Regions from separate parts of the Homo sapiens genome. Here region 2 is linked to region 1. A link is an interaction called in ENCODE POLR2A ChIA-PET data of the cell type or tissue named here. Cell type or tissue: MCF 10A. All regions are shown on one strand. Links, peaks and the distances in the headings refer to the core of each region. The heading gives the core; the rest is flanking DNA.

Region 1 (15,534 bases), core at 3,082-11,081:
TCCAGCCTGGGCAACACAGTGAGACCCCGTCTCAAAAAAAAAAAGAAAAAAGAAACTAACAAGTAGATAGAAATAGTGAATGCACTGAAGGGACCAATGCTTAAAAAAAATTTGTGGGTCCAGGCACAGTGGCTCACACCTGTAATCCCAGCACTTTGGGAGGCTAAGGCAGGTGGATCACCTGAAGTCAGGAGTTTGAGACCAGCCTGACCAACATGGTGAAACCCCATCTCTACTAAAAATACAAAAATTAGCCAGGTGTGGTGGCCCACGCCTGTAATCCCAGCTACTTGGGAGGCTGAGGCAGGAGAATCACTTGAACCCCGGGGGCAGAGGTTGCAGTGAGCCAAGATCACGCCACTGCACTCCAGCCTGGGTGACAGAGAGAAACTCTGTCTCAAAAAAAAAAAAAAAAAAAAAAAAAAAAAAAAAAAAAAATCTCTGGGCATAGTGGCTCACATCTGTGATCCCAGCACTTTTGGGAAGCCAAGGCAGGCGGATCCTTGCTTGAGCCCAAGAGTTTGAGACCAGCCTGGGCAACATAGCAAGATCTCGTCTCTACAAAGAACACAAAAATTAGCTGGGCATGGTAACATGTACCTGTAGTCTTAGCTACTCCAGAGGCTGAGTTGGGAGGATCACTTGAACCCAGGGAGGTCAAGGCCACAGTGAATGGTGATTGTGCCATTGCACTCCACCCTGGGAGACAGAGTGAGACCCTCTCTCAAAAAAAAAAAAAAAAAAAAAAAGAATAAAGAAAATAAGGTCCAGTTAATTTAGCTCATTTTATTGAATTTAGATACACACATAATTTCAACTAGACTATCTGATGTTTGTATCAACTAGACTATCCAACATTTGTAACTAATAGTGTACAAGTAATGTAGGTGTCACAGCTCCCAGCAGAGTTGAAAGGCACTTTGTTGGGAATAGGGAAAATTCCTAGGAAACAATGGAAATGAAGCCCTCTGGGTGGTGACCACCATCCTCCTAATTGAAAGGTGGGGACAAAAGTTTAGTAGCCTGTTGATTAAAAACAAAGATTCTAAAACAAAGATCCTAAAATAGGCTCTATTTCTGCAGAGTCCCTTATACAGGGTTCAACTGGGGGTTTAGTTAATTGACAAAAGTCAAGACCTATGTTTATAAAGCCTCTTAATTTATTTAAAATTAGACATTAAGGCTCAACACTTTTCTTGCTTCTACTTAGTAAACAAATTAAGCCTTGCCTTGGAATGTGGATTTTTATTCTGGGGGCAATATGGAGAACAATTTGAGATTTTTTTTTTTTTTTCCAAGACAGACTCTCTGTCACCCAGGCTGGACTGCAGCTGCAATCATAGCTGCAATCATAGCTAACTGTGGCCTCAACCTCCTGGAGTAAAGGGATCAGCCCACCTCAACCTCCTAAATAGCTGGGACTGCAGGCACACACACCACATCTGGTTAATATTTTTATTTTTTTTGTTGTTGAGACAGGGTCTCGCTATGTTGCCCAGACTGGTTTCAAACTCCTAGCCCCAAGCAGTCCTCCTGCCTTGGCCTCCCAAAGTGCTAGAATTACAGTATGAGCCATGGCATCTGGCCTAAGATGTGTATTAAAGTCACTGAGACTTCAGTGATGGCAATATACTACTACAAACAAGCTGATAATGTTATAAAAAGAAACTGAATAGTTTTTTTGCTTGATTGTATTGAAGAGGTTTGGGATAATGGGTAACAGATTCCTTTAGTCAAAAAACTTTGCATGAAGCATGTCATATGGATGTCATGGTGAAAGATCACTGGAGGTTAGGTAAGGATGAAAGAGAGAGAAGCACTTGTTGGGGGATGGGGGGAGGGGGCATAAAACGGAGATTTTTGTTCCCTGGTTTGTGTGTGTGTGTGTACGTTGTTTTTGTTTTTTTGATACAGAGTCTCACTCTGTCGCCCAGGCTGTGGTGTAGTGGTGGGATCTTGACTCCCCGCACCTCTGCTTCCCAGGCTCAAGTGATCTTCCTGCCTCAACCTCCTGAGTAGCTGAGACTATAGGTGTACACCACCATGCCTGGCTAATTTTTGTATTTTTAGTAGAGATGGGGTTTTGCCCTGTTGGCCAGGCTGGTCTTGAACTCCTGACTTAAGTGATCTACCTGCCTTGGCCTCCCAGAGTGCTGGGATTACAGGTGTGAGCCACTGTGCCCTACCTATTCCCTGGTTTCTTGAGCTAAAAGGAACTTATTTATTCATTTTTTGAGACAGTCTTGCTCTGTCACCTAGGCTGGAGTGCAGTGGTGCAACCTTGGCTTGCTGCATCCTGGGCCCAAGCAATTCTTGTGCCTCAGCCTCCCAAGTAGCTGGGACTACAGGCGTGCACCACCACAACCGGCTAATTTTTGAATTTTTTTTTTTTTTTTTTTAGTAGAGTTGGGGTTTCACTATGTTGGCCAAGCTGGTCTCGAACTTCTGATCTCAAGCGATCCACCTGCCTCAGCCTCCCAGAGTGCTGGGATTACAGGCGTGAGCCACCATGCCCAGCCTGTTCCCTGGTTTTTTGAATTAAAAGGAATTTAGGCTGGGTGCGGTGGCTCACGCCTGTAATCCCAGCACTTTGGGAGGCCGAGGCGGGCGGATCACAAGGTCAGGAGATCGAGACCATCCTGGCTAACACGGTGAAACCCTGTCTCTACTAAAAATACAAAAAAATTAACCGGGCATAGTGGCGGGCGCCTGTAGTCCCAGCTACTCGGGAGGCTGAGACAGGAGAATGGCGTGAACCCAGGAGGCGGAGCTTGCAGTGAGCCGAGATCGCGCCACTGCACTCCAGCCTGGGTGACAGAGTGAGACTCTGTCTTAAAAAAAAAAAAAAAAGGAATTTAATGCGAAAGTTGATGGTATTGTAGTCTTGTTTCATATGCGATTAGTAACATCTCAGAAGCTGGAGAGATGGTAAACATTACAAAGTAACAGCACCATTCTTGGGGTTCTCTCCAAGCCCCTGGGTTTGAGTTGAAGTCACTAGGTCCACCTCCTGATTTACTAATCAGAAACCAAACCAGATTGATTGCAGTCTGGAGAGAAGCAAGTTGACTTTCTTCCATTCCAGGGACTTCAGTTTTGAGAACTGAGAGTCCAGGAGCCCCTCTTTGGGTGATGGACAGAATAGGTGAGTTCTAGCCCCGTTCTGGGTCCCAGAGAGGAAAAGTAGGTGGGAGCTTGTTTGTGACTGGGGGCTCCATTGTATGAGAACACAACTCTTACAGTTACTGAAGGAAACCATGTAATGATTTCTTTCCTGACTGCCTGGCAGCAGATGGCAAGGGCATGAAGCTATTTAGAGAACACGCTGAGTTTTTTTCCCACCCCAACTTCTATTTAGGGCCAGGCTCAGAATCATGAGTCCCTTGAATCCTCTGGCACTCGGGTGGCAGTGGAGCCCCTCTTGGATTTACTCAATCTGCCTTCCTCCTTGGAAAAGTGATATCTTGACCCTTCTGATGACCTGGGACTGGGTGGCCTTTTTGCCCACTCCTTATGACAGTGCTGGGCTGGACAAAATAAGGGGCAAGGTCCCTACTCACAAGATTGTCTCTTTTCTCTCTTTCTCTCACACACACAAAACCTTACATAAGGGAAATGATTGGTTATCACCAGGGACTTAACCAATTGTGCTGAAGTGTTAGATTCTGGCTTGGGTGCTTGGTCTCACTTTCTGTCTGCCTGCCTTTTAGTCAGCCACTCAGCAGGCACTTCCTGAACACCTGCCTGCTGGTGGCTGGCATGGCATAAAGAAAATGTGCAGAGATCTGCCCAAGACAGAATGGAAGGCAAAAGGAGAAGGCTTCCACACATTATGGAGGAGGTTTATAGAAAGGGGGCACCAGAGCTGAATCTCGGAGTACAAACTGGTTTAGTGGAGAAGGGGCAAGAGGGGATATTCCAAGCAGAGAGACCAGCAAAGACAAAGGTGTGGAGGCAGGAAAGAGCACACAATGACTTGGGAGCTGGTAGAGCTCAGTGCCTGAAGAGGTGTCACGTGGAGAGTGTCCTAGAAGGAGGCGAGAGTGGAGGGTAAGACCACAGAGCATGAGGCCTGAACTATCTAACACCAATTCCAACACCAACAATTTTATGACATATGGCCATGTTTTCCAAGCCAAGGTAGAAGCCAGTGATCCCCCAGGATAGTCTGCTTATGGGGCCATCAGATCAGGATAGACTATTTGAAGTTGAGACCATCTGGACAGACATGTGTCCTCAAAATGCCAAAATGACTGTTGAGCATGTGTACCAAAATGTGTGGTACTGATGATGGGGAAGATTAAACACAAGATGAAGCTGTTGAAACAGCAGGCACTGCTGCCTACGCACAAAAAGCCTGGCTGGGCCCTGGGGGTGGAGATGGGGACTCACTGTAGAGAGCTAGGAGCGGGGAGCCGAGACAGCACCCCTCCCCTCTCTGACACTTCTCTGACACTCTGACCTCCGCCAGGTGCAGTGGTTCATGCCTGTATTCCCAGCACTTTGCGAGGCTGAGGCAGCAGGATCGCTCGAGTCCATGAGGTCAAGGCTGTGGTGAGTTATGATTGCACCACTGCACTCCAGCCTGGACAACAGAGTGAGATCAGTCTCAAAAAAAAAAAAAAAAAAAAAAAAAAAAGAAGGCGGCCAGGCACAGTGGCTCACACCTGTAATCCCAGCACTCTGGGAGGCTGAGGCGGGTGGATCACTTGAGGTGAGGAGTTCAACACCAGCCTGGCCAACATGGTGAGACCCCGTCTCTACTAAAATACAAAAATTAGCTGGGCATGGTGTCACATGCCTGTAGTCCCAGCTACTTGGGAGGCTGAGGCAGGAGAATGGCTTGAACCTGGGAAGCGGAAGTTGCAGTGAGCTGAGATCACGCCATTGCTCTCCAGCCTGGGTGACAGAGCAAGACTCCGTCTTAAAAAAAAAAAAAAGAAAGAAAAAGAAGAAGGCTGGGTGCAGTGGCTCACACATGTAACCCCAGCACTTTGGGAGGCCAAATTTGGGGGAGCACTTGAAGCCAGAAGTTCAAGACCAGCCTGGGCAACATAGCAAGACTTCATCTCTACCAAAAAAAAAAAAAAAAGCTGGGCATAGTGATGCATACCTGTGGTCCCAGCTACTGAGAAGGCTGAGGCAGGAGGATTACTTGAGCCTGAGAGGTAGAGGCTGCAGTGAGCCATGGTCATGCCAGTTCACTCCAGCCTGGGCAACAAAGCAAGACCCTGTCTCAAAAAAACATAAAGCAAAACAAAAAAACCTCTGACCTGGGACTGTCTTTGCCTGAACAGTGGAGCAGTATGGTGGTTTCATCCATTAAGCAGAAGTGTAATGGATGAAGAAGGGAGAATACCCTGTGTTTTAATCCCCTAGGAAAGTACTGAACTTGAAAAATCAAGTGGGCAGAGTAGCTTAACTGTCATGAAATAGTCCAAAGACTGCCCAGTGAAAGTGAATTGGACTTCATCTATGACTCCAGGACTCAAGAGGACCTGTGAATAGAAATGTCAGGTGTCAAAGAGACATTACAATTGAATTTAAGAGAGACCTTTTTAACACAGCTGTGGGTTGCCTTTCAAATGATGGGCTGTTGTTGGAATTCAAACAGTCTCTCCTAGAGAGGGGAACTCCATGGGATAGTGATTGGATGAAATGAGCTCTCACACTCTCCCCAAACTCAGAGGTCCTACAAACCACATGAGGCTTTTCAGATGAGGGCCATGAAGGAGTTAAAATTGACGGGGCAAGTTAGTGCCAATCCCATGCCCTTTCTTGACTGGATGGAAGTATTCCTGGAGGGGAGAGGAATCCCTAAGATTTACTCTCTTCTTGAGAGTCCCCTCTGATCCCCGATGCCTCTACGGGGGCATGTCTACTTCTCCTGTGACATTGGCTCACTTGAGACTCTTTTTTTTTGGGACAGGGTCTCACTCTGCCACCCAGGCTGGGGTACAGTGGTATGATCACAGCTCACTGCAGCCTCCTGGACTCAGACTATCCTCCCACCTCAGCTTCCTGAGTAGCTGGGACTACAGATGCCCACCACCACACCCAGCTAATTTTGTATCTTTTTGTGGAGATGGGGTTTTGCCAGGTTGCCCAGGCTTCACTTGTGACTCTTACCTGGATGTGGCAGAGATAAGGCCCATCCATCAGACCTCCCTCCCAAGCCTCCTAGGATGCTACTTCAGTAAGGAATGGGCATGAATATTCCAGCTGGCATTTAGGGAGCAATGCTTTGATACCAAGCAACAGGCACTAGAACCAGGCAGGCTCCCAGAGTCCCAAAATAGCAGTTCAGAGTACCCACAGGTGAAAGTTTATTTTGCTGAGTCACTTTTCCTCCTTGGCTTCTACAAACCCTTGGCTGTTCTTCTGAGTTTCATGTTAATCACAACATTCAATCCCTAGCAATGGAATGTTCCTTTTTTGCAAAAGGGGTGAGGTGAGGGCACAGGAGGGATGTCCTATTCAACTACCTCTAGCCTCTCGGGTTACAAGCTTTCAGGTGTGAAGGATGATCACAGAGCTGACAAGGGGCCTGAGTAACCCACAAGGCTGGGGAGCTGTGTGGTTTTTTGGCCCAGGCAGCTGACTGTCAGATATGTGACTGAAGCGGCTTCTCTGACCATCAGCTGTTTGCAACCAGCCCCCATCTAGGGGCTGCACCGGGCCAGTCCCTAGAGTGGAACTGACCCCAGACCACCGTTGGGCTTAGGGAGGCCCGTGAAAACTTGTAAACAAACAGGGTTTACCGGCTCAGAATCCGGGAAGTGAGAGTTGGTAAACAAATCCCTCTGGCCTCCTTGCCTCTGGTCAGTCAGCAAGTCTGTGAGTGCTCTCCTGTACCACTGTGTCCTGCCCTCCTCTAACACCTTTTGTGGCTCCTCATTTTGTCCACTTCATACCCATGTCCTCTTTGAGCCTCTCAGCCACCCTGCATGGTGGGCCCAGCAGGAGCTCTCATCCTTATTAACAAATGAGGAAACTAAGGGCCAGAATGCAGGTCAATAATTTTCCATTACCCCAAGGACAACAAAATTCCATTTCTAGCAGCTTCCTCTTTCGTGGTGGATTCATGGATAAATTCTCTAGACTTGAATGGCCACATGTTGCTTAATGTTCATTGAGAATGGAGGGAAGTGGCCGGGAGCAGTGGCTCATGCCTGTAATCCCAGCACTTTGGGAGGCTGAGGTGGGCGGATCACCTAAAGTCAGGAGTTTGAGAATGGAGGGAAGAATAAGGGGGACCACCCACTAAATACAAACCTCTAGACCCGAGGCAACCCACTTGAGCATTATCCCAAAGACAGAGGCCTCCATCCCTATCAGGGAGGCCTAGGCCCCCTTCCAAGCCTGAGGAGGGATGCCTCCTCTTCTCTTCCAGTGCCTCTAGGCCCTGCTCCATGCTTCACCGTGTCACTATCCCAGCCCGACCTGGCATCTCACCCCATGACCACGCCCATGACTAATCCTGTGCTCCTAATGGCACACTCACCTGGTGACAGATGAGTCAGCCGCCACAATGGTGTTCTGATGGTGCAAAGGTGACAAGCTGAGTGGATAAAGCTTCTTCCTTCTCTCCTCTGCCCAAGTTGTGTATGGAGGCTCACCCAGCCCCATCTGCCAGCTAGCCCCACCTCACCCAGCTGGCCTCAAGTTAAAGGGCCCTGGTGAGATAGGAGAATAGGGAATTAGGGTCACCAAGGATCAAGGCATAAGCAAAAGAACAGCAGGTGCAGCCACTTCTAGGCAAGATTAGGCAGCATACAGGCCACATCCTCACTCCTGTGATAACAAGACAGAAATTTCCACTTCAGCCTCTGATTGACCACGGGCCAAGTATCCACTTCAGCCTCTGATTAGTTGCTGGCCAATCTGTCATAGGGTATAACCAACTGGAGGCCTTTAAAGGGTACCTAGGAGTGTTACCAAATTCTTTTTTTGTTTTTGAGACAGAATCTTGTCCTATCACCCAGGCTGGATTGCAGTGGCTTGATCTCCACTCACTGCAAACTCTGCCTCCTGGGTTCAAGCAATCCTCCCATCTCAGCCTCCAGAGTAACTGGGACCACAGGCACACCACCATGCTCAACTAATTTTTTCTTTCTTTCTTTCTCTCTCTCTTTTTTTTTTTTTTAGTAGAGACTGGGTTTTACCATGTTGGCCAGGCTGGTCTCGAACTCCTGGCCTCAAGTGATCCACCCGCCTGGGTCTCCCAAAGTGCTGGGATTACAGGCGTGAGCTCTAATCCACCAGCCACCAAATTCTTTTAGTTTAATAAGAACCCTAAAGAACATTGCAATGGGGCTCTGGAGCTGCTTGCTCGAGCCTGCTCCCACTCTGTGGAGTGTACTTCCACTTCAGTAAATCACCTTCATTGCTTCTTTCGTTGCTTTGTTCTTTTGTTTCTTTGTGTGTTTTGTTCAATTCTTCGTTCAGTGCGTAAGAACCTGGACAACTCACAGTCAAGACCTTCCATCCGGTAACACTGGAAAGCTTTCCCTTGCCCTCTGACCACAGCCCCTCCCCACAGGAGATGGACTTCAGAGGTCACAGATATCCCCCAACCTCTTCTCCCATTGTACAGATGCAGAAGTATCTCCCAAGTAGCTGGGTCCATCAAGTCAGTGGCAGAGAGAAGACTTCTCGCTCCTGGGTCAGCCGTAATTTCCTAGAGCAGTGTGCAAAAAGCCTTTTAGGGAAGGGAGGTGATTATAATTTCAAAAGAGCTTTGAGTTTGAGTTTGAGTTGGGGGACTTAGGGGAGTCACGGATGGTGCTCTAGGAAAAGCAGAGGCCCAACATGAACTCTTTTTAAAAAAAAACTGTTTTAAAATGGTTTCTTCTGATGGCCGGGCACGGTGGCTCACGCCTGTAATCCCAGCACTTTGGGAGGCTGAGGCAGGCGGATCACTTGAGGCCAGAGTTTGAGACCAGCCTGGCCAATGTGGCGAAACCCTGTCTCTACTAAAAATACAAAAATTAGCTCGTTGTGAGTGCCATAATGCCAGCTACTTGAGGGGCTGAGGCACAAGAATTGCTTGAACCCAGGAGGTGGAGGTTACAGTGAGCCAAGATCGTGCCACTGCACTCTAGCCTGGGTGACAGAGTGAAACTATCTTAAAAAAAAAAATTCCCCAGAAGTAAAATAAAATGGTTTCTTTTGCTTTACATTATGTTTGTTGCAACAAAGCAGTTGGGTGGTATTACATGTAGCAGGTTTTTTTTTTTTTCTACAGTATCATTTTTTTCTTAAACTGCAGCAAAACAAACAAACAAAAACCCCAAAAACACAAAATTCACTCTCCCGGGCTAGGTACGTGTAATCCAGCACTTTGAGATTCCTCGAGCTCAGAGGTTTGAGACCAGCTTGAGCAACTTGGCGAGACCCTGGCTCTACTAGAGAAAACAAAACAAAACAAAACACAACAAAAACAGCTGGTCATGATAGTGTGTGCCTGTGGTCCTAGCTATTCGGGAGGCTGAGGTGGGAGGAGCACTTGAGCCTGGGGGCATGCAGAGGTTGCAGCAAACCAAGATCGTGCCACTGTACTCCAGCCTGGGTGACAGAGTGAGACCCTGTCTCAAAAATAAAAAAATAAATTCACCCTCCCAACAATTTCCAAGTGTAAAGTACAATATTGTCAACCACATGCCATTGATGGGCAGCAGAGCCCTGGAACCACCCTCCCGTCCTGACTCTGTGCCTCCTAATCAATTCTCTTCCTCCTCCCCCCAGCCCCTGGCAACTACCTTTCTACTTTCTGCTCTATGATTTTGACTACTCTAAGTACCTCCTATAAGTGGAATCATACAGCATTTGACTTTTTTTGACTGGCTTATTTTGCTTAGCATAATTTCCTGCAGGTTGATCCATGCTGTAGCACAGGACAGGATTTCCTTCTTTTTTAAGGCTGAATAATATTCCATTGTATGTGTATACATTTTCTTTATCCATTCATCTGTCAATGGATATTTAGGTTGCTCCTACCTCTTGGCTATTGTGAACAGTGCTCCCACCAATCTGAACTCTTTAGATGTTGAGCTGAGACAGCAAATAAATGGGCTTGTGAGCTCTGGGGAGCAGAGGTCCTTCAAGGACACTACGGAGCTTCTGTTCAGCATTGGATTGGAATGTCAGGTATAAGGGAGGCTGTGGCTGAGTTAAGACAGGCCCAGCTGTGTCCTGGGTCACTGGCTGCAGCCCATTTTCCATTGTTCTCACACTGTAGGTGTCATCATGTTGGGGTTGTTGGGATAGTTTAGGATTTGCCACAGTGTATAAAACATGGAAAACCATGCTCCTGCCTCAGCCCCCTGCCTGGAACACAGTGGAAAGAGGGACCTGAGGCTTCCCACTAGGAATGCCAGGGAAAATACAGGATGCAATATTTGGAAAATGTACTGAGGAACTACTCTCTGAAATTTGAATGTAACTACATGCCCTATATTTTTATTTGCTAAATCTGACAGCCTCCCTCCTACCCACTGAAAATCTCTCCAGCCAGCAAATGGGGACCCTGTATCCCTACCCATGTTTCCTCAGAATGGGCTGGTGCGGATGCTTCTGAGCTCAGGCCTGGCTTGGAGTACTGGGGGCCAAGCAATACTCTGCTACGATGAGCTTGCCCTTAAGCCACCTGCTTGACTGAAACCCCATCCTTTCTTCCCTCCCTTTGACTCTTGGCAGGGAGTCCATCTGAACTCAAAAGGCTGCCTTGAAGTCCATATTTTATTATCTCTCTAAAAAAATTTTCTTCAGACAGGTATGGTGGTTCATGCCTGTAATCCCAGAGCTTTGAGAGACCAAGGGCTGAGGTGGGAGGATCACTTGAGCCCAGGAGTTGAAGGCTACAGTGAGCTGTGATTGCACCACTGTGCTCTAGCCTAGGCAGCAGAGTGAGACCCTATCTCAAAGAGTGAGACCCTGTCTCTTTTTTTTTTTTTTTTTTTTTTTTTTTTTTTTTTGCAGTAGAGATGAGGTCTCACTATGTTGCTCAGGCTGGGCCTGAACTCATGGGCTCAAGCGATCTTCCCAATTCAGCTTCCTAAAGCACTGGTATTACAGACATGAGCCACCACTCCTGGCCAATCTCCTTTTTTTTTCAGATGGAGTCTTGCTCTGTCACCCAGGCTGGAGTGTGATGGCACCATCTCGGCTCACTGCAACCTCTGCTTCCTGGGTTCAAGGGATTCTCCTGCCTCAGCCTCCTGAGTAGCTGGGATTACAGGTGCCCGCCACCATGCCTGGCTGATTTTTGTATTTTTAGTGGAGACGGGGTTTCACCATGTTGGCCAGGCTGGTCTCAAACTCTTGACCTTGTGATCCGCTTGCCTCGGCCTCCCAAAGTGCTGGGATTACAGGTGTGAGCCACCGCGCCCGGCCCTCCTCTTTTTTATTCATTATTTTTATTTTAATTTTCTTTTCTTTTTTTTTTTTTTTTTTTTTTTTTTTTTTTTTGAGACAGGGTAGTTGCGAGGCCACTTGGAGCTACCTGCATTTCCAGCATGGGCCAGAGGTGCCTATGTGAGTCCTGAAGCTTTCATCGCCAAGAAAAGATGCCTTTGCTGCCTCCTCTGGCCGCTCTGAACACAGTCGGAGGCTGCAAGGAGGACTGAGGCCAGCTCTAGAAGGACCAAGTGCTCTCTCTCTCTCCACTCTGCTGTGAACTTCCTTCCTTTCTTTGGCAGGGTCTGGGTCTCCTTAGCCACCCATCCAACCCGGGACTGGGCACCCAGCGGACCTCAGCCAATAGTTTATTCTCCCAAGAGGCGCCTCGTCCCTTAACAACCACCCTGTCACTGAAGCCTGATAGAGAAGACTCTACTCTGCCCTGGCTGGCAAGGGGGCATGCAGCAGGAGGTGCTGGAGTGCAGGAGCCTCAGCAGGGACAGAGGAGGGGGAGGCTGGAGCTCTGCAACCTGGAAATGAGGGGTTGGCCCTGGCCCTGTGGGCCTTGCCACCCGCGGTGGGAGTTGCCAGGGCTAGGGCCTAGCGGGCAGCAGGGGGCGCCCCAGACCCTATCTTGCAGGAGTTTGGAGCGACTAAGGGAATTCAGAGAGGGCAATGGAGACTTTCCTCACCCCACAGATTAATACTCTCTCACTAGCAGCACAGTCTCAGTGTGTCACTGCACACTGATTTGTGATTATCTACTTAAAGTCTGTCTCCCACTTTGGCCTGGTCTCTGGAAGGGGCGTGTTGTCCCCACAGTGTCCTCAGGGCCCTGCAGCAGATTCTCAGTGAGTGCTGAATCAATATCTCAATATCTGCATGAATGAAAGGTGGTTCCCTAGGCTGGGCGCAGTGGTTCACACCTGTAATCCCAGCACTTTGGGAGGCCGAGTCAGACAGATCACGAGGTCAGGAAATCGAGACCAGCCTGGGCAGCCTGGTGAGACCCCGTTTCTACTAAAAATACAAAAAATGAGCCAGACGTGGTGGCGAGTGCCTGTAGTCCCAGCTACTTGGGAGGCTGAGGCAGGAGAATCGCTTGATCCCGGGAGGCAGAGGTTGTAGTGAGGAGGGATCGCGCCACTGCACTCCAGGCTGGCCAACAGAGTGAGACTCCGTCTCAAAAAAACAAAAACAAAAACAAAGGTAGTCCCCAAGACCACCCCCAGCCTCCCATCAGATCCCTATGCCATCAGCTGTGAGTCCTGGTGGCAAGAGGACTGGCCCACCATGAGGGAGCTGCGACCAGGTCAGTGCCATCCTCCTCCAGTCCCACACTCAGGGGCTCTCAGCGGGCAGGGATAGCCAACTCCAGGGGAGAAGCCTAGGAGTGCTAATCAAATGTGAGACTCCCACCCTCAAGCAGCCATGTAGGCTGGTGCAGAGAGGATCCCAGAGGGACCAGGGCTGGGAATGCAGGGCCAGGCCTGGTGGTCCTCAACCTCCTGCCTTCCCTTGGGGAAGGGGGTCAGGGGTTCCTCATGGCTATCTGTCTCTCACTCCATAGGAGCCTGGATGACTCCTGGGCAACTCAAGGGAAGGCTGAGGGTCTCTAGGGCTCTGCTGCCCAACAGGGTAGCTACTAGCCACATGTGGCTTTGAGCACTTGAAATGTGGCTAGTCTGAATTGAGATGTGCTGTAAGTGTAAAATACACCCTGGATTGTGAAAAGAATGCAAAATCTCTCATTAATAGTTATTTTACATTGATTACATGTTTAAAGACATTTGGATGTAATGGGTTAAATAAAATATATTATTAAAATTCCCTATATCTGTTTTTGTTTGTTTGTTTTTTGAAACAGAGTCTCACTCTGTCGCCCAGGCTATAGTGTAGTGGTGCTATCATGGCTCACTGCAGCCTCAACCTCCCAAGCTCAAGCAATCCTCCCACCTCAGCCACCCGAGTACCTAGGACTAAAAGTGTGCGCCACCATGCCCAGCCAATTAAAATTTTTTTTTTTGTAGAGATGGGGTCTTGCCATGTTGTCTAGGCTGGTCTCGAACTCCTGGGTTCAAGCAATCCTCCTGCCTCGGCCTTCCAAAGTGCTGGGATTACAGGCATTAGCCACCATACCTGGCCCTGTTTTTCACTTTTTAAAAATGGGGCTACTAGAATTTCAAATGTGACTTGCACTATATTTCTAAAGAACAGACCAACATGTACCCTGAATCCCCCTGCCCTACATTTATCAGCTGGGTTAGGTTCACAGGTGAGGTTTTATTTATTTATTTTGTTTGTTTTTATTTTTGTTTTTTTTAAAGACAGACTCTTGCGCTGTCTCCCAGGCTGGAGTGCAGTGGCATGATCTTGGCTCACTGCAACCTCTGCCTCCCGGGTTCAAGCAATTCTCCTGCCTCAACCTCCCTTTAGTCCCTGTAGCTGGGATTACAGGTGTGCATCCCCACACCTGGCTAATTTTTTGTGTTTTTAGTAGAGATGAGGTTTCACCAGGTTGGCCAGGATGGTCTCAAACTCCTGACCTCAAATGATCCACCTGTCTTGGCCTCCCAAAGTGCTGGCATTACAGGTATAAGCCACCTGGCCCAGCCGACACAGGTGTGGTTTTAGAGTGAGGGGCAAGCCTGAGTCATTCTTCTGGATCACTGTGGTCCTGCTTTGGGCTGGCTGCAGGAGGAGGGAGAAGCTGTGGTGCCAAGTCCACGGCAGCTGGGCCATGGGGCTGACAGTTTCTTACCATGGCCAGGTGGGCTGGCCACCCAGATACCCCCTCAGCCCCAGGGCTGATTTCCTGCCAGCATCCCATGCTGATTCCACAGTTGAGGACGCTGAGCTCTTCCCATTCACAGCTGAGCTGCTGGAGCTGGGGCTGAGAGAACATCCACAGCCTGTTTTTCCAGGTTCCCAGGTGCCCTAACAGGGAGACCTCCCTCCACGGGCATTTTGGGCACACACACACTCCACCCCAAATTTACTTCCAATACCTTGTGCATTGTGGACTCAGAACATTGGATCTGGAGGCACCCTTGGGAACCTACCGTCTACTGCTCTGGAGAGGAAATGGGTCAATTCTCTGTGGCAAACAACTAAGTCAGTGGCCCCAGAAGCTAAGATGCTTTGAGTCTTAATGTAACCTCTGTCCCTCACAGCCTTGTTCTGAGCCCTCAGAGGAGGTTCAAGACCCTCCCGATATAGCTTGATCCATCTTTGCATAGGCCAAACCCTCTATGAGGAATGCCCGTCATCCCTTTCTCCGATGCAGCTTCCCTTGGGCTAGCAACTATTTTTCATTAGGTCTCCAATGTCTGGAGGTTCTAGGGGGACAGGGGCCTGGTGACATGCACAGTATACAACCCAGCACACTGGCAGTGAGGTGTCCGGTCAAGACTACTTGTTGAATGAATCAATGAATCAATGAATTAATGGTGTCACTTCCTCAGAGAAACCCTTCCTGAACCCCTTCACCCCTAGACCAGCCCAGGCCTCCATGAAAACTCCCAGTTCCCTCACTGCCTGTGTGAGCCACCCCAAGCAAGGACAGCAGCTATATTCCCCACACTCTTTTCAGAGCCTGGCTCAGGGTAGGTGCTCAGAAAATCATGAATGAAAAACAAACTCAAGCAAAAATCTTCACTGACCTAGGGACACTCCCTGGAGGCTCCTCCCAAACTTTCCTACGGTCCCAGACAGGTGGTTGTAGCAGGTGGGGAGTGCAGCAGTCCTGCCTTGGATGCAGAGCTTTACCTCTTAGCACATCTTCGACTTTAGGTGCATCCCTCATCCTCTCAATTCCAGGGGAACATATTGAAGATCAAATGAAATACTGCCCTGAGGCTAGGGGCGGCTTACGCCTGTAGTCCCAGGACTTCAGGAGGCCGAGGAAGACGGATCACTTGGGCCCAGGAGTTTGAGACCAGCCTGGGCAACATGGGAAAACCCTGTCTCTACAAAAATTACCAAAATCAGCCAGGCATGGTGGCATGCACCTGTAGTCACAGCTACACGGAAGGCTGAGGTGGGAAGACAGCTTGAGCGCGGGATGTCAAGGCTGCAGTGAATCAAGATTGCAGCCTGGGTGACAGAGTGAAATCCTGTCTCAAATAATAATAA
Region 2 (15,534 bases), core at 4,337-12,336, 340 kb after region 1:
TGGGAGGCTGAGGTGGTAGGATGACCTGAGCCCAAGGAGGCTGAGGCTGCATGGAGCTGTGATGACACCCCTGCACTCTAGCCTGGGCAACAGAGGCAAGACCCTGTCTCCAAAAAAGAAAAAGAAACAATATCTACAAATTCTAAAAATACATTGTTCAATGCGGTGATTAAAATGTGAAATATAATTGGGCATTTCATAATATTTTTAGCTTTCTGGGAATGAACTGCCCTTAACACATTTAAGCCTATTGTTTGACTTTCATACATTTGTCTTTTTGATATGTTTCAGAAACACATTATGTTCAGAAACATGGAAGGGCCCATATGTGAGTAAAACTTCCTCTCTCATAGTTACCCACAGAGTTACAACTCTGGAGATAGAGTGAGGAAACCAGCCTAGACCTATCACAAGGTTGTCATTCTCAGCCAGCCTGGAGAGAAGGGCAGAGAAGAAAGGGGGTGGGTATCTTGCCCAGGAGAACAAGCCACTTTTTCTCTGGCAGCCCAGGGCAGTCATTTCATGAGAGGCCAACCTGATGACATGTGCCCCATTCACATGGTCAAAATATGCTGTCCAGCTGCTCTGTTTCCTCATGTGGTAGGCGCTACAGGTGTCATCTTTTGGTATTTGGGTGATGCAGGAGCCTGAACAGCCTCATTTGAAGTCTTGATGACATTCAGAACCTGGCAGTGACTTAAAGTGTCATTTAGTACAAGAGAGAGGACTCCTTCAGCAGTTAGGATTGGAAGCCCAAAGGGGCTGTTTACCTCATGGCCTTGAGCATCTGCAGACAGGATCAGAGGATGCAGTATGGGCATGCAGCCTTCACCATCTGCTCTGCCTTGAATTGCAAGTATACCAAGAATGCTCATCACAACTACCTTCTCAGAAAAAGGAGGCTAGAAGTGATTCATAGCCCTATGCAATATTTTAGGTCCAATACTGTGTATTTATTTTGGCAAAAGCTTTGGGAGCACAGGAAGTCATAGTACAATGGTATCACTTGACTCTGACATCGCTAATATTACTTTTCCCTTGATAGTACACTAAACTCAGCTATGTTAAATTATATTTCACTGTATTTGCCCTCAAGAGATAAATTCTGCTTAATAGTAGGGAAATGGTCCTGGGCCTAAAATCTAGCTTACACTTTGAGATTCTTCTGTAAAAGAGAACCTCAGAGGAACAGAAACCTATAAGGATGATCATGAGCCTCAACTTTATTCAACAAACATTGGTGAATTGTATTTGAATTGCCCTGTTTGCTAACTAGAATGTGAACAGTTGTACAGCAAGGAACCAAGTTTTCTTCATCTTTTATTCCCCCATGGAACTTATGGCACTTAGCACGTAGCAGGGATTCATTAAAGCAGAGCAGAAAAGATGTGCATATAAATAATTAGAGTACAAGAAAGTAGTTAGGGATGAGAAAGAGACGGTGCATGAGCTGTGGGATCCCAGAGGAGAAGAGATGACTTTCAGCTGGAGGAACTGGAAAGGCTTCACAGGGTGGTATCAGCTAAGCTAGGTCTTGACAAATAGCTGGACCTTAACAGATTGAAATTTAGAGGATAAGAGTTATCATATATTGAACTGTGCCAGGCATTGTGCTAAGCATTTGACATGCCTAATCCAACTGAATCCTCCCAGCAACTCCATGAGAAATATACCCTTATCCCATTTTATTTATTTAGTTTTCCATAAAATTTAATAAATTAGAGATGGGTGGTCTTGCTATGTTGCCCAGGCTGGTCTTGAACTCCAGGGCTCAAGCAGTCTTCCTGCCTCGGCCTCCCAAAGTGCTGGGATTACAGGCATGAGCCAATGTGCTCAGCCTCATCATCCTATTTTAGAGCTGAAGAAACTTGTGGCTCAGGCAAATTAAGTGATTTTCTCAAAGTCACACAGCTGGTAAGTGACAGAGCCAGGATTCTACCCAGTCTGAAATAAAGGGTAGTTCTCTTTTTTTGAGATAGTTTCGCTCGTGTTGCCCAGGCTGGAGTGCAATGGCACAATCTCTGCTCACTGCAGCCTCTGCCTCCTGGGTTCAAGCGATTCTCCTGCCTCAGCTTCCTGAGTGGCTGGGATTACACGCATGCGCCACCATGCCTGGCTAATTTTGTATTTTTAGTAGAGATGGGGTTTCTTCATGATAGTCAGGCTGGACTCGAACTCCCGACCTCAGGTGATCCACCTGCCTCGGCTCCCAAAGTGTTGGGATTACAGGTGTGAGCCACCGCGCCTGGCCTAGGGTAGCTCTTAAACACTGCGCTATACTGGCCCTAGTTCTAGAAATGAATTCAGTGGTTCAGTGTTTGGAAAAATATGGACTATGTTCTAAAAGCATTTACTAGTGATATGGCTGGAGGATGGAGTATATGGAGGGTGCAGAGCAGAGGGAAATAAAGTTGTTTGGTAAGTCAGGGACAGGTCACAGAGAACCTTGCATGCTATGCTAAGGAACTGGGAGATTTTTGGAAGGTGATGGAAACATTAAATGCCTATTAGTGAAGTGGCAGGACTAGATATGTACTTTAGGAAGACAACTCAGTATGAAGGGGCGGGATGAGAAGCATAAAAACCAGTTGGGTGGCTATTGCAGTAGTGGCGCAGGAGTGAAAAGGCATGCATAGCCCCAGGAATATGTAATCCTGCAAGCCTAGTTGAGATTGTTTCATTTTAAGGAAAAAAAAAAAAAAGCTATGTTCAAAAACCTAGACTCCAAACAACATAAATTAGGGAATAATTCTTATTTTTTTATGTGATCTATATTAAAGCTTTTAAAATAAGATTTGGTTTATAAAATTTTTTGCCCATGAATCTTTAGGAACTGCATAAATTGACCTCTGTTTATATAACATTCTTTACTATTTATTTATTTATTTGAGATGGAGTCTTGCTCTGTCATCCAGGCTGGAATCCAGTGGTGCGATCTCGGCTCACTGCAACCTCTGCCTCCCAGGTTCAAGTGATTCTTCAGCCTCAGCCTCCCAAGTAGCTGGGATTACAGGCACATGCCACCACGCCCAGCTAAGTTTTGCATTTTTTAGTAGAGACGGGGTTTCGCCACGTTGGCTAGGCTGGTCTCAAACTCCTGGCCTCAGGTGATCCTCCTGCCTCAGCCTCCCAGAGTGCTGGGATTACAGGTGTGAGCCACCATGCCCAGCCTATATAACATTCTTTAAAGGAACATTGACAATCAATTGTTACAAAGGAATATGGCAAATTTCCATATATCCCTTATAACTAAAACTGTTTTTTGAAACTTAGAAGGGTGAGAGGGGAGTAAGGGATGAAAAATTACTTAATGAGCCTGATGTGCACTATTCAGGTGATGGTTACATGAAATAACCCAGACTTCGCCGCTATGCACTATATCCATGTAACATAACAACACTTGTACCCCTAAATCTATAAAAACAAAACGACAACAAAAAACCTTTTTTTACATGACTCCATGTTTTCTTCTAACCTTTGTGAATGGCACTAAATAGGTGAAATAAACCTATAAATAAAAAAGTCAAATTCTTAAAATATTTCCAACAAAACAGAAACCAGCAGCATCAGGCCTGGGGAAACTCCCATAGACTGTTGCTTCTGGACTGTGCTCTGGATGTACAAGTACTTCCCTTGTCCACTGTGCTCACTCACATTCCTGAGCTATGTGTGTAGCTCTGACACAACGTGTGACACCATGGCATTGGCTCATGACATGGAATCTCTACTTCTCCAGAGGGGAACCTTTGAGTCGTTCGTGAGGAAGCAGGTTCTCTAATCTTCCTTTCATGGAGAGTTCATTCTCATGATTTCCCACTTGAACGCGGGAGGCAGAGGTTGCAGAATAAACAAAGAATAAAAAATTAGGTTTGCTGTGAAATCTCATCACCCACTTTATGGGGTCTTCTCAGCGAAGCTAGAAACATGTCCCATTTAACTGCAGAGCCTGTGAGAGTGACAGTACTTCACATCTCTCCAGTGGCCAACGTTTTTCATTTGCTGCCTAAAACATCATCTGGATATTATAGGATTATTAATTTTAAGTATTGGAGTGATTTCATTAAAATGAGTTTTTATCTTTTAGAGATAAATATTAAAGATTTAAAGTTGAAATTACGATGCCTGAGATTTGCTTCAAAACAACACAGGATGGAGGAAGTCAGTTGGAGTGCAGACAAAATAATAATGGCCATGAGTTGATGATTGTTGAAGCTGGATAATGGGTACATGGGGGATTACTATACTATTCACTATATAAATTAGTGAATGGCTGGGTGCAGTGGCTCACGCCTGTAATCCCAACACACTGGGAGGCCGAAGCAGGTGGATCACGAGGTCAGGAGTTAAAGACCAGCCTGGCCAACATGGTGAAACCCCATTTCTACTAAAAGTACAAAAAATTAGCTAGGCGTGGTGGCAGGCACCTGTAATCCTAGCTACTTGGGAGGCTGGGGCAGGAGAATCGCTTGAACCCGGGAGGCGGAGATTGCAGTGAGGCAAGATTGTGCCACTGCACTCCAGCCTGGGTGACAGAGTGAGAGTCCATCTCAAAAAATAAATAAATGAATAAATAATTTAAAAATTAGTGAATAATTATTGGCTTTACAAAAGGTCTGCTGTTGTCTATGTTTGAAATTATAAATAACTTAAAAATGATCACTGTTTAGGTATAGAACAGAATTAGCAATGTTTAGATTTGGGGGTGAAATACTAATGAATTGTTTCTTGAAATATGTGCATGCCCAATAATTTCTCTTCTTTCTTTCTTTTTTTTTTTTTTTGGAGACGGAGTCTCGCTGTGTTGCCAGGCTGGAGTGCAGTGGTGCAATCTCTGCTCACTGCAACTTCAGACTCCCTGGTTCAAGCTGTTCTCCTGCTTCAGCCTCCCGAGTAGCTGGGTTTACAGGCACGTGCCACCACACCCAGCTAATTTTTTTGTATTTTTACTAGAGACGGGGTTTCACCATGTTGGCCAGGTTGGTCTTGAACTCCTGACCTCAGGTGATCCGCCCGCCTTGGCCTCCCAAAGTGCTGGAATTACAGGCATGAGCCACTGCACCTGGCCAGTAATTTCTCTTCTTAATAAATAGTACACTATTCAATCCACCTACTGTCTCCAAGCCTGCACTAACTCTGTACAGCTGTGATTAGTTGTGGATGCATTTGTCTGTGCCTTTTATCTGTGTTCTTAGAGCTTTTTTACCTCTGACTTCCCTTTCATTAGATTAGTAACCTCATTGCGGCAGGACTTTCTATTTAACTGGCCCCTCACCCTATGGCTGTAAGTACTATGATGTCTCAAGTATGAGAAAATAAATTGTTAAAGACAAGATATGAGATCAAACAGTGTAAGTCAACATTTTTCAAAAGGCTGGCAAAGGGATAGTGATTATGTAAATGTTGGTTTATGTGTCAGAAACATCTGAGTTCAATTCAGTCACCGACAGTGATTCCCTCTGAAGCTCGGGAGAATGTATCACACTTTTTCTTCCTGTAAAATAGAAATAATCTAGTCTCAGGGTAGAGAAGTGAGAGGAGAGAAATAGGAGAGAAACAGGGTTGGGGATGGCAGCCATGTTTTCCAGTGACCCAGTTATTCCCAAGTGGTGGGGACCATGGACCTATCCTCAGGTGGCTGTGTCCACCATTGTTGGTCTGTCTCTTATTGGTGTGCGTCTTCTGAGTAGGTGAACTTGCCACCATAAGTCTTCTGAAGCAGCTGTAGCCCATTTTCCTCTTTTAGCATAGAGTTGTAGAAAATTTTATTGTTGGCCGAGTGTGGTGGCTCACATCTGTAATCCCAATGCTTTGGGAGGCCTAGGTGGGAGTATTGCTTGAGGCCAGGAGTTCAGGATCAACCTGGGCAACATAGTGAGACCACCCTCACATCTCTATAAGAAATTTTAGGCTCGGTGTGGTGGCTCACACCTGTAATCTCAGCACTTTGGGAGGCTGAGGTGGGTGGATCGTTTGAGGTCAGGAGCTCGAGACCAGCATTATCAACATGGTGAAACCCTGTCTCTACTAATAATACAAAAATTAACCGAGTGTGGTGGCACACACCTGTAATCCGAGCTACTCGGGAGGCTGAGGCAGGATAATCGCTTGAACCCAGGAAGCGGAGGTTGCAGTGAGCCAAGATTGCACCACTGCACTCCAGCCTGCACGACAGAGTGAGACTCTGTATCAAAAAAATAAATAAATACATAAGTAAAATTAAAAAAGAAAGAAAATGTTATTGTTGAGAAAGATCATAGCATTATTTTAAAGGTGATCCAAAGGCTCTGAGTGTGCAGGAACTTGCTCAAGGTCATAGTTATGCACCGAGGCTCAGACTAGAAGCCAGGTCTCCTCAACAGTTCAGTATATGAGACAACTCTCTGCCTCCACCCAAGTCCTAGAGACATTCCTTGGGGGCCTATTTTGAGGATCTTAGGCTGATAGGAATCAAGGGATAGGTTAACAGCTGCCCTATATTGAGAACTATAATCTCTAGTTTTGGCTTTCAAAAAGAAGTGTAGAGAGGGTGACTTATCTCTTAAGCAACCTGCTAAAATGACCGAGCCAATTGCTGTGGGGGAAGGGTGATGTCATCTTGTCCTTTCTGGCCTCCACACTGAAACTGGGAACTACTCTCTTGGTAAGGAAATAAAGGAGGAAGTGAAGAAGATTCATCATTGCTTAAGGAACCTGATATGTGAGCTAGGATTCCCTAGCTTTCGGCTGAGGCAACAGGGCGAAACTTTCTCACTCACGTGTTCTCAGGCCCCAGCTGAGAAGGGATGGAGCACTGCTGGTTGTTGGGGCTGGCCCATTCACCTGCGCAGTCTGAGCAGCTTGTGGGAATTCTAGAGATGTCAGATCTTCATGGCCGGGCGTGGTGGCTCACGCCTATAATTCCAACACTTTGGGAGGCCGAGGTGGGAGGATCACCTGAGGTCGGGAGTTCGAGACCAGCCTGACCAACATGGAGAAACCCCGTCTCTACTATAATGCAAAAATTAGCCAGGCATGGTGATGCATGCCTGTAATCTCAGCTACTCAGGAGGCTGAGGCAGGAGAATCGCTTGAACCTGGGAGGCAGAGGTTGCAGTGAGCCGAGATCACGCCATTGCACTCCAGCCTGGGCAACAAGAGCGAAACTCCATCTCAAAAAAAAAAAAAAAGAAATGTCAGATCTTCTCTGTTTGCATTGTTCAATACTTCTGGAAAGTTTTCTTTAGTAGAAACCTTGTATAGTAGTTGGGAATGGATAACTGGCAAGTGTGGCTTGGATATAACAGGTAAGATTTGATTATTTGGAAGTTTTTTTCAACTAAATGGACATTAGCACTTAAGATTCCACTTCCCTTGGCCCTATAAAAGTGGCTAAGAGGCTGGGTGCAGTGGCTCATGCTTGTAATCCCAGAACTTTGGGAGACTGAGGCAGGCAGATCATGAGGTCAGGAGACTGAGACCATCCTGGCTAACACGGTGAAACCTCATCTCTACTAAAAATACAAAAAATTCGCCAGGTGTGGTGGCACGCATCTGTAGTCCCAGCTACTCAGGAGGCTGAGGCAGGAGAATCACTTGAACCCGGGAGGCAGAGGTTGCAGTGAGCCGAGATCGCACCACTGCGTTCCAGCCTGAGTGACACAGGGAGACTCCATCTCAAAAAAAAGAAAAAAGAAGATGAGCAGTGAACAGGCCCACACTCCAGGGCCCAGAAGGACAGACATGTCCCGTCATTTGAGCTCTTGGAATCCTAGGCAGGCTCTCAGTCCTAATTATTACTCTAGAAATAGGTGCTTTTCAATCATTAAGAATACAGAATTATAGCTTGAAAGTATAACACCTAGCCACCCTTCTGAAGTTTTCCCCGATATAAAAGGAGCCCTGGCTTTTCCCTGCTTGCAGGCAGGCAATCCTCGAGTATAGCCTATGTGAGATCCCCGGCTCTGTCTCCTTGAAGAACTCCAGGATGAGATGAAGTTCCCATCAAGTCCTGTGCCCATAGCCTAGTCCAACCTTGTGTTTCCTCTTTTGTCAAATACTTCCTCAGGAGCCAACTCAAATCTTCCTTGCCTTAATTTGGGCCTATTTCTGGATTAGTCATATGGTAGCATAACTTCTTAATCATTATTAAGTAGCTGCTCCTTGAAAAATTTTTATGAGCTTTGAGCCTCTCAGGAGAAAGATATTTTAAATCCAATAAATAAATACACAAATAAACAAACATGGCACACTTTAGACTTTGAATCAAGTCGAAGGGAGGATGGTAAAGGTAGCCTGAGAATCCAAACTCAAAATGAGACCTTGCAATGAGCTACAGGAGCCGATTCTTCAAGATAAAAGAGCAGGGCCTGGGCTGACACAGCAGGGAAAGATGCTGACTCTGGATTCACATGGAGTAGAAGCCAATGCTGACCTTTTTAAATGGAACATCAAGAGCCCAAAGATGTGAGTTAGTTAATGACTCTGAGGATATAGGGACGGGGATCTAACCAAGAGACACTGCAGGAACAGGTAGGCTCTAGGACCCTGAGGGGGTGATGCATTTCTGGGGCAAGGGATAGAAGGGAATAAAGCCATGCTGAGCCCTTCAAAAAGGATAGGTCAGGCACCACTGGATGGTGGATGTCTTTGTCTTAGGGGAACCATCCAGGCCATTTGTGAATCCCTGTGTCTGTCCTGTCACATAGCAGCCGTCTCCAGGTTTTAACCTGTGCTCATCTTTCTGCATGCCGAGCTTATATTATGGTTTTTATGTTTAGGTCCCCTTGGTAGTAAATATCTTCTGGATTCTGATTGTTTGTTTATGCACATACTGGTGTATACCTTTCTCCCTCTGTTCCTTCATACTGTTTTACAAAGCCCACCTCCTTGCTTACTTATAATTGCCCATAATAATGGTCATAGCTGTGGTATTCAGAGTGATTCACATCCTTGCGTAATGGGCTGTTACCCAGGCTTATTGTAAGTCCTGAGGTGTAATTCTAAGTTCATGAGCACAAGAAAGATAGTCATTGTTTGATTTCTGGGATCCTCTTTCAGAAATCACCTGAAAAATTCATTGATTCCTTCCGAAAACATCATGAATTGTGTCTTCTGTCTTCTTATAGAAGTTATCATTGTGATTATCCTCATTTGACATGAGAAAACATCAGCATGAAAATGAGTAACAGCTCTCTTTATAATTTAGGTGCTTCATTTACCTCCATACATGGTTGTTTTAAGAGAGCTTAAATGTATCTGAATGGAATTCAGATCAATTCAAGAATTCTAAGAATTTCTGATGAGTTTTAAACCTTACCAGTTTAATAGAACTGTCCTGGATGGCTGAATCTATGCCTGTCCTGGTGTCCTTCAGTGGGAACTGTCAGTCTCTATTTGTGTCTGGCACAGGTTGCTCACCAAAGGGCAAACGCAGGATGGCTCAGGACCAGAGCTCCACCACTTGTGGCAGAGCCACTCAGAGCTGCTGACCTGGGTATATGAGGCCAGTCACATTGCTTGTGTTCTACACATGAGAAGACAGTAGTGTTAAGGGAAAAGATGTTTCTCTGTCATCTCCAAGACAAAGTGGGCGAGTGCAGTACCTTGGCCTCAGGCAGGCACATCTGCTCTACCACCAGTGTGCTGCAGCCATACCTGACTTTCCAGTTCCTGTGGAACGCACATAAACTGTGTTGTCTGCCCATGTATAAAGTGCTCTTGCAATATGGCACTGATCGGTCAAATTAAGTATACGCATATTCTATGATGAGATTTCTGTGTCAATTGACACCCTCCCCTTTCCTATACCAACCAGGACAGATGTTGCAAACAGAAACCTGGTGGAAGTGAGAATGAGGGGATGTTTGTTTGCGGGGCCACGTCCCACAGTTTTACAGACTATATCCTCAACTAGGCTCCACCTGAGGGAGTGAGTAGGAGCTGAAACCCAACCTGAGCTCCACATTGCTGAACCTTCAGCTTTACTGTTGGGGCTGCATCCTTCAGGAGGAAAAGGTGCCTTTTTTTTTTTTTTTTTTGAGAAGAAGTCTCGCTCAGTTGCCCAAGCTGGAGTGCAGTGGCACGATCTTGGCTCACTGCAACCTCCGCCTCCTGGGTTCAAGTGATTCTCCTGCCTCAGCCTCCCTAGTAGCTGGGACTACAGGCGCACACCACCATGCCCGGCTAATTTTTGTATTATTTTTTTTTTTAGTAGAGATGGGGTTTCGCTATGTTGGCCAGGCTGGTCTCGAACTCCTGACCTTGTGATCCACCCACCTCGGCCTCCCAAAGTGCTGGGATTATAGGTGTGAGCCACCATGCCTGGCTGAAAAGGTGCCTTTTCTGAGGCACATAAATACACCATATAAGCAAGAGACTGCCTAAAGATTCCCACATGGGCCCAAAATGAATCACACATGTGGCTGCTTATGGTAGCATTGTCTTGGTGGTGGGAAGTTGGAGGCACTTGGGGGTGCCCAGTACTGGGGAAGCAGAGAGGACAAATGTGGCGGGTGCACACTATGGAGTACTCTGCAGCAGTCAGAATCATGGACTAGATGTTTACATAGCAAGATGTATAGGGTTTGTTTTTGTTTTTGTTTTTGTTTTGTTAAGACAGGATCTCACTCTGTTGCCCAGGCTGGAGTGCAGTGACATGATCTCAGCTCACTGCAGCTTCGACTTCCTGGTCCTCCCACTTCAGCCTCCCAAGTAGTTGGGACTACAGGCAAGCACCACATGCCTGGCAAACTTTTATATTTTTTGTAGAGACAGGGTCTCACCATGTTGCCCAGGCTGGTCTTCAACTCCTGAGCTCAAGTGATCCTGCTGCCTTAGCCTCCCAAAGTGCTGGGATTACAGGCATGAGCCACCATGCCTGGCCTAACATACATAGGTCTTAAAAACAAAGTGAGAAGTGAAAAAAAGGAAGACAGAATGAGATATATAACACAATAATACTAATGTAAATTAAAATACATGCAAACCAAACAACACACTTGTAAGGTACATGGATGTGCTTTGGTCAAGGATAGACCAAGGTAAACATCCTGCATGACTCAGTGGGATTGGCATGCCGGTGCATAACTCCATTTGTAATATAATCACAGTTATGTAGCCATAACATGGGAAGGCTCATCACCTAGCTCGGAGCCACTATTGTTCGTATAAGGTACAACTGCCTTGCTGACACTGTGCATACAGCACACACCCAGAGAAAGAGAGAGAGCCAAAGCTCTCCATCTAGTAGATGGACAGAGGGGAGCCAGGGCTCGGCTTGACTTGTGCCCAGAGAGAGAAAGAGTTAAGCTGCTGACCCCATAGGGAGAGCTGGCTGTGCAGCTGTGTGTGGGAGCGGCAGGAGCCGCAGAGCCAGAGCAAGCAGCCAAGACAGAGACAGACGGTGTAAGAGAGCCGCTGAATAAAACCATACTTCATCTGCCTGCAGCCCTCTGAGTGTTCTTTCAGCTATCTGCCACCCATCCACCCACTGCCTTCGGACCTCAGCATGGACCAGAACCTGACCCTGGGCATGACAACACTTCACATGAATGCATACATACAAACCAAAAAAAAAAAAAATATATATATATATATATATATATATATATATATGTATATATTTGCACCATTGCACTCCAGCCTTGGCGACAAAAGCAAAACTCCGTCTAAAAAAAAAAATAAAAGAAAAGTAAGGGGCTTTGGATGGACTGATCATAGTATAATGAGCCATGAACTGAAAAGTGCGATTAACTTAATACTCTATACCTGAGCCCTAATAATTTCTTTTTTTTCTTAAGTGCTCTGGGCCTTGCCATTTGACGTTTTCCTCGACCCAGCTGTTGACCACTAGCATGGCTTTAACAGCATGATCATAGCTTTTTAATAATCTTATTGACAGAAATTTACACCTGGATTCTGTGAGCTGTCTTATAACACGCTGACCTTTATCAAACTCAGGGATATATGATGCTGTCTTGCTCTTTTGCTATCTTGCTCTTTTTTTTTTTTTTTAAGAGACACAGGTCTCACTATGTTGCCCAAGCTCGAATGCAGTGGCTATTCACAGGCACAATCATTGCACACTACAGTCTCAAACTCCTGGGCTCAAGTGATCCCCCCGTTTCAGCCTCCTCAGTAGCTAGCACTACTAGCTGAACGCCACTGTGCTGGCTTTTCCAGCTCTTTAAAATATTTGAAAGTTACCTCGTTTTATCTGTAGTTTTTTAAAGTTTCCTGATGCCCATAAACAGAAATGAAACCATGTACTTTCTTGGGGATCTAACTAAAATGCAAAAGCTATGTTAATGAGGAATAAGCACCACAAAGAATAAAAGAAAACCCCTAATTCTGTTTGGGCTGGTTTCCTAGAAATCCTGTGCCCACTTTTTGCATCGAGCCAAGGCTGGCAATATGTGGATAGGGCTAGTCCCTCAGGCATTGAGATACAGTGCCTCAGCTTCTTCAAAGATAGGTCTAGAACATTCTAGACCAATGCAATCAAAAAGTACCTGGTGGAGCCAGGCATGGTGGCTCAAGCCTGTAATCCCAGCACTTTGGGAGGCTGAGGAAGGAGGATTGCTTGAGCCCAGGAGTTCAAGACCAGCCTGGGTAACACAATGTCACTACAAAAATTTTAAAATTAGCCTGGCATGGTGGCACACACCTGTAGTCCTCGCCACTTGGGAGCCTGAGGTGGGAGGAGCAGTCGAGCCCAGGAGTTCAAGGCTGCAGTGAGCTATGATTGTGCCACTACACACCAGCCTGGGTGACGGAGTGAGACCCTAACTCTAAAACAAAATAAATAAATAAAAAGTACCTGGTGCTAAAAATTACACCATTTTAGGGCCAGGCGTGGTGGCTTACGCCTGTAATCCCAGCACATTGGGAGGCCGAGGCAGGTGGATCACCTGAGGTCAGGAGTTGGAGACCAGTCTGACCAAAAAGTTGAAACCCCAACTCTACTAAAAATACAAAAATTAGCTGGGTGTGATGGCAGGCACCTGTAGTCCCAGCTACTTGGGAGGCTGAGACAGGAGAATCGCTTGAACCTGGGAGGCGGAGGTTGCAGTGAGCCAAGATCATGCCACTGCACTCCAGCCTGGGCAACAGAGCAAGACTCTGTCTCAAAAAAAAAAAAAAAAAAAAGTTACACAATTTTAAAACAACATTTGAGTCAACCCAGCATCATTTTTGAGATACTCTAAGATATTTCTTGGCCTACTTGTGTGTGCCTCTTAAGCTGAAACAAGCCCTAGTATTCTCTAAAGTAGCATGTGTTCCATAGATACCCAATAATTTCAAGTTAGGTTAAATGACCTTTTACCATCCATGTGAGGACTCCTCTTGCCTATATGGTATCTATGCATATTAGAAAAGGTGCTTCTTCATCCTGGAGATGCAGTCCCACAGTAAGGCACAGGTGTGGCAAGTAGAGCTGGATTCATCTCAGCTCGTCTCCTTGGCTGTTCATGGCACAGTATGTACAACTGTAGGATATGGCCCTGCAAACAAACTCCACCCTTTCTCTCTTCCACCAGGCTTCCATTGTTTGCAACATCTTTCCTGGCTGGTGGAGGAAAGGCAGGCTCAACTGATGGTCCTAATCTCCAATGGGGGCAATAATATTGCCCACCCTACGTGCTCTTTTGGAACTTTGCTACTCTAAAGGTAGAGTCTGATTCCACTCTCTTTGAGTCTGGGGAAGCTTGTGACTTGTACCCAACAGAAGACAGCAAAACTAACACTCTGTGATTTCTGAGGTTAGGTTATAAAAAGTGATACAGCAGCCAGGCACGGTGGCTCACACCTGTAATCCCAGCACTTTGGGAGGTCGAGGTGGGTGGATCACCTGAGGTCAGGAGTTCGAGACCAGCCTGGCCAACATGGTGAAACCCTGTCTCTACTAAAAATACAAAAAATTAGCTGGGCGTGGTGGTGCATGCCTATAATCCCAGCTACTCGGGAGGCTGAGGCAGAAGAATCACTTGAACCTGGGAGGCGGAGGTTGCAGTGAGCCGAGATGGTGCCACTGCACTCCAGCCCGAGTGACAGAGTAAGACTCCATCTCAAAAAGGAAAGTGATACAGCATCCACCTTGTGGCTGGAACACTTGCATTTGTAGACCTAAGCTGCTATGTAAGAAGTTTAACTTGCCATTCTGTGAGAAAGCCAAGGCACAGAGAGAGGCCATGTGTAGGCGCTGTGGTCAGCAGTCCTAGTTTTTGAATGCGTCAGGCCCAGCCACTGACACGTGAGTAAACAAGACTTCAGCTGCTTCTAGCTCCCAGTTGTGAAGTCATCCTCAGGCTGAATCTTCCCAGCTGAGTCCCTAGACAGCTTGGAGCTGAGAGAAGCCATCCCCAACTGGGTCCTTTCTGAATTCCTGACCCATAGACTCTGTAAACACAATAAATGGGTTGTTATTTTATGCCACTAAGTTTGGGGTGGCTTGTTACACAGCAATAATAACTAAAAGACCCATTATCTTCAACAACACCAAAAAGTAGGGCTATAAAAAAAAAAGGAAGAATTGTTATAAATTAAGGCTGGGCACAGTGGTTCAGGCCTGTAATCTCTAGAACTTTGGGAGGCCAAGGTGGGAGGATCACTTGAAATCAAGAGTTCAAGGCCAGCCTGGACAACACAGTAAGATCCTGTCTCCAGAAAAAAATAAAATAAAAAATACCTGGGCATGGGAGTATGTGCCTGTAGTCCCAGCTACTAGAGAAGCCGAGGTGGGAGGATCGCTTGAGCCCAGGAATTTGAGGCTACAGTGAGCTATAATTGTGCCACTATACTTTAGCTTGGGCAACAGGGAGAGATCCTGTCTCAAAAAACAAAAACAAAACAACAAGAAAAATAATACACATACACATATATACATGCCCACATATATATACACACACACATATGTATGTTATAAACTAAAAAAGACATAAGAGATATAACAAATACAAATGACATTGTTTTGCTTCTGATTAGAATAAACTATTACAGAATGACATTTAGGAAAGTCAGGGCAAATTGATTTCTGGCTGGATACCAGTTGATATTAGGAATTATTTTTAATTGTTTTATATGTGACATAGTGGTTATTGAAAAAAGTCCTTATTTGTTATAGAATTTATAGTATTTAAATATGAAGATAACCATGATTTGCTTTAAAATTTGCTTTAAAATGATGGTGAGGGAGGGGTGGGGTATAGATAAAACAAGACTGCCATATATTGTTAATCGTTGAGGCCAAGCAATAGGTAATGGGTGTTTATTATATTATTATCTCTACTTTTGTGAGTATTGAAAACTTCCCATAAGAAAAACTGAACATGCCTCTATGCATGCCTGGGGGCTTGTAAGACCCAGGATTCTACCCCAATATGGGGGATTTCATGCATGGAAACAGACTAGCAGAGAAAGTCATATTCTTAGGAAAAATGTTTTGGGCACTCCTTAAATCTTTGGTGACTAGAAATCCACTTGAAAACAGAATTCCCTTCCCTGACAGTACCTATTCCAGTGTTAGGTACACAGGGTGGGGAGGAGGGAAATTGATTG

What was found. ChIA-PET counts read pairs that join two places held together with the same protein. Peaks named below come from ENCODE experiments on the same cell type or tissue, not always from the same donor. Only the 100,000 strongest peaks of a DNase experiment are listed, where the experiment ranks them.
Region 2: POLR2A ChIA-PET joins it to region 1 with 5 read pairs; 2 of 35 experiments call an interaction of 5 or more read pairs at or near these places.

What each region holds. Positions count from the first base shown.
Region 1 is chr5:134,583,440-134,598,973 of GRCh38, reverse strand. No RefSeq gene overlaps it. Among named protein-coding and RNA genes, the nearest start is that of SAR1B, 42 kb to the left of the region's middle. RefSeq lists enhancers at 3,811-3,880, 4,356-4,495, 5,962-6,555, 7,376-7,435. In MCF 10A, for the core only: no CTCF peak of the experiment used is centred there; a DNase peak (open chromatin) is centred at 6,453.
Region 2 is chr5:134,241,005-134,256,538 of GRCh38, reverse strand. No RefSeq gene overlaps it. Among named protein-coding and RNA genes, the nearest start is that of PPP2CA-DT, 22 kb to the right of the region's middle. In MCF 10A, for the core only: no CTCF peak of the experiment used is centred there; DNase peaks (open chromatin) are centred at 6,618, 8,928 and 11,098.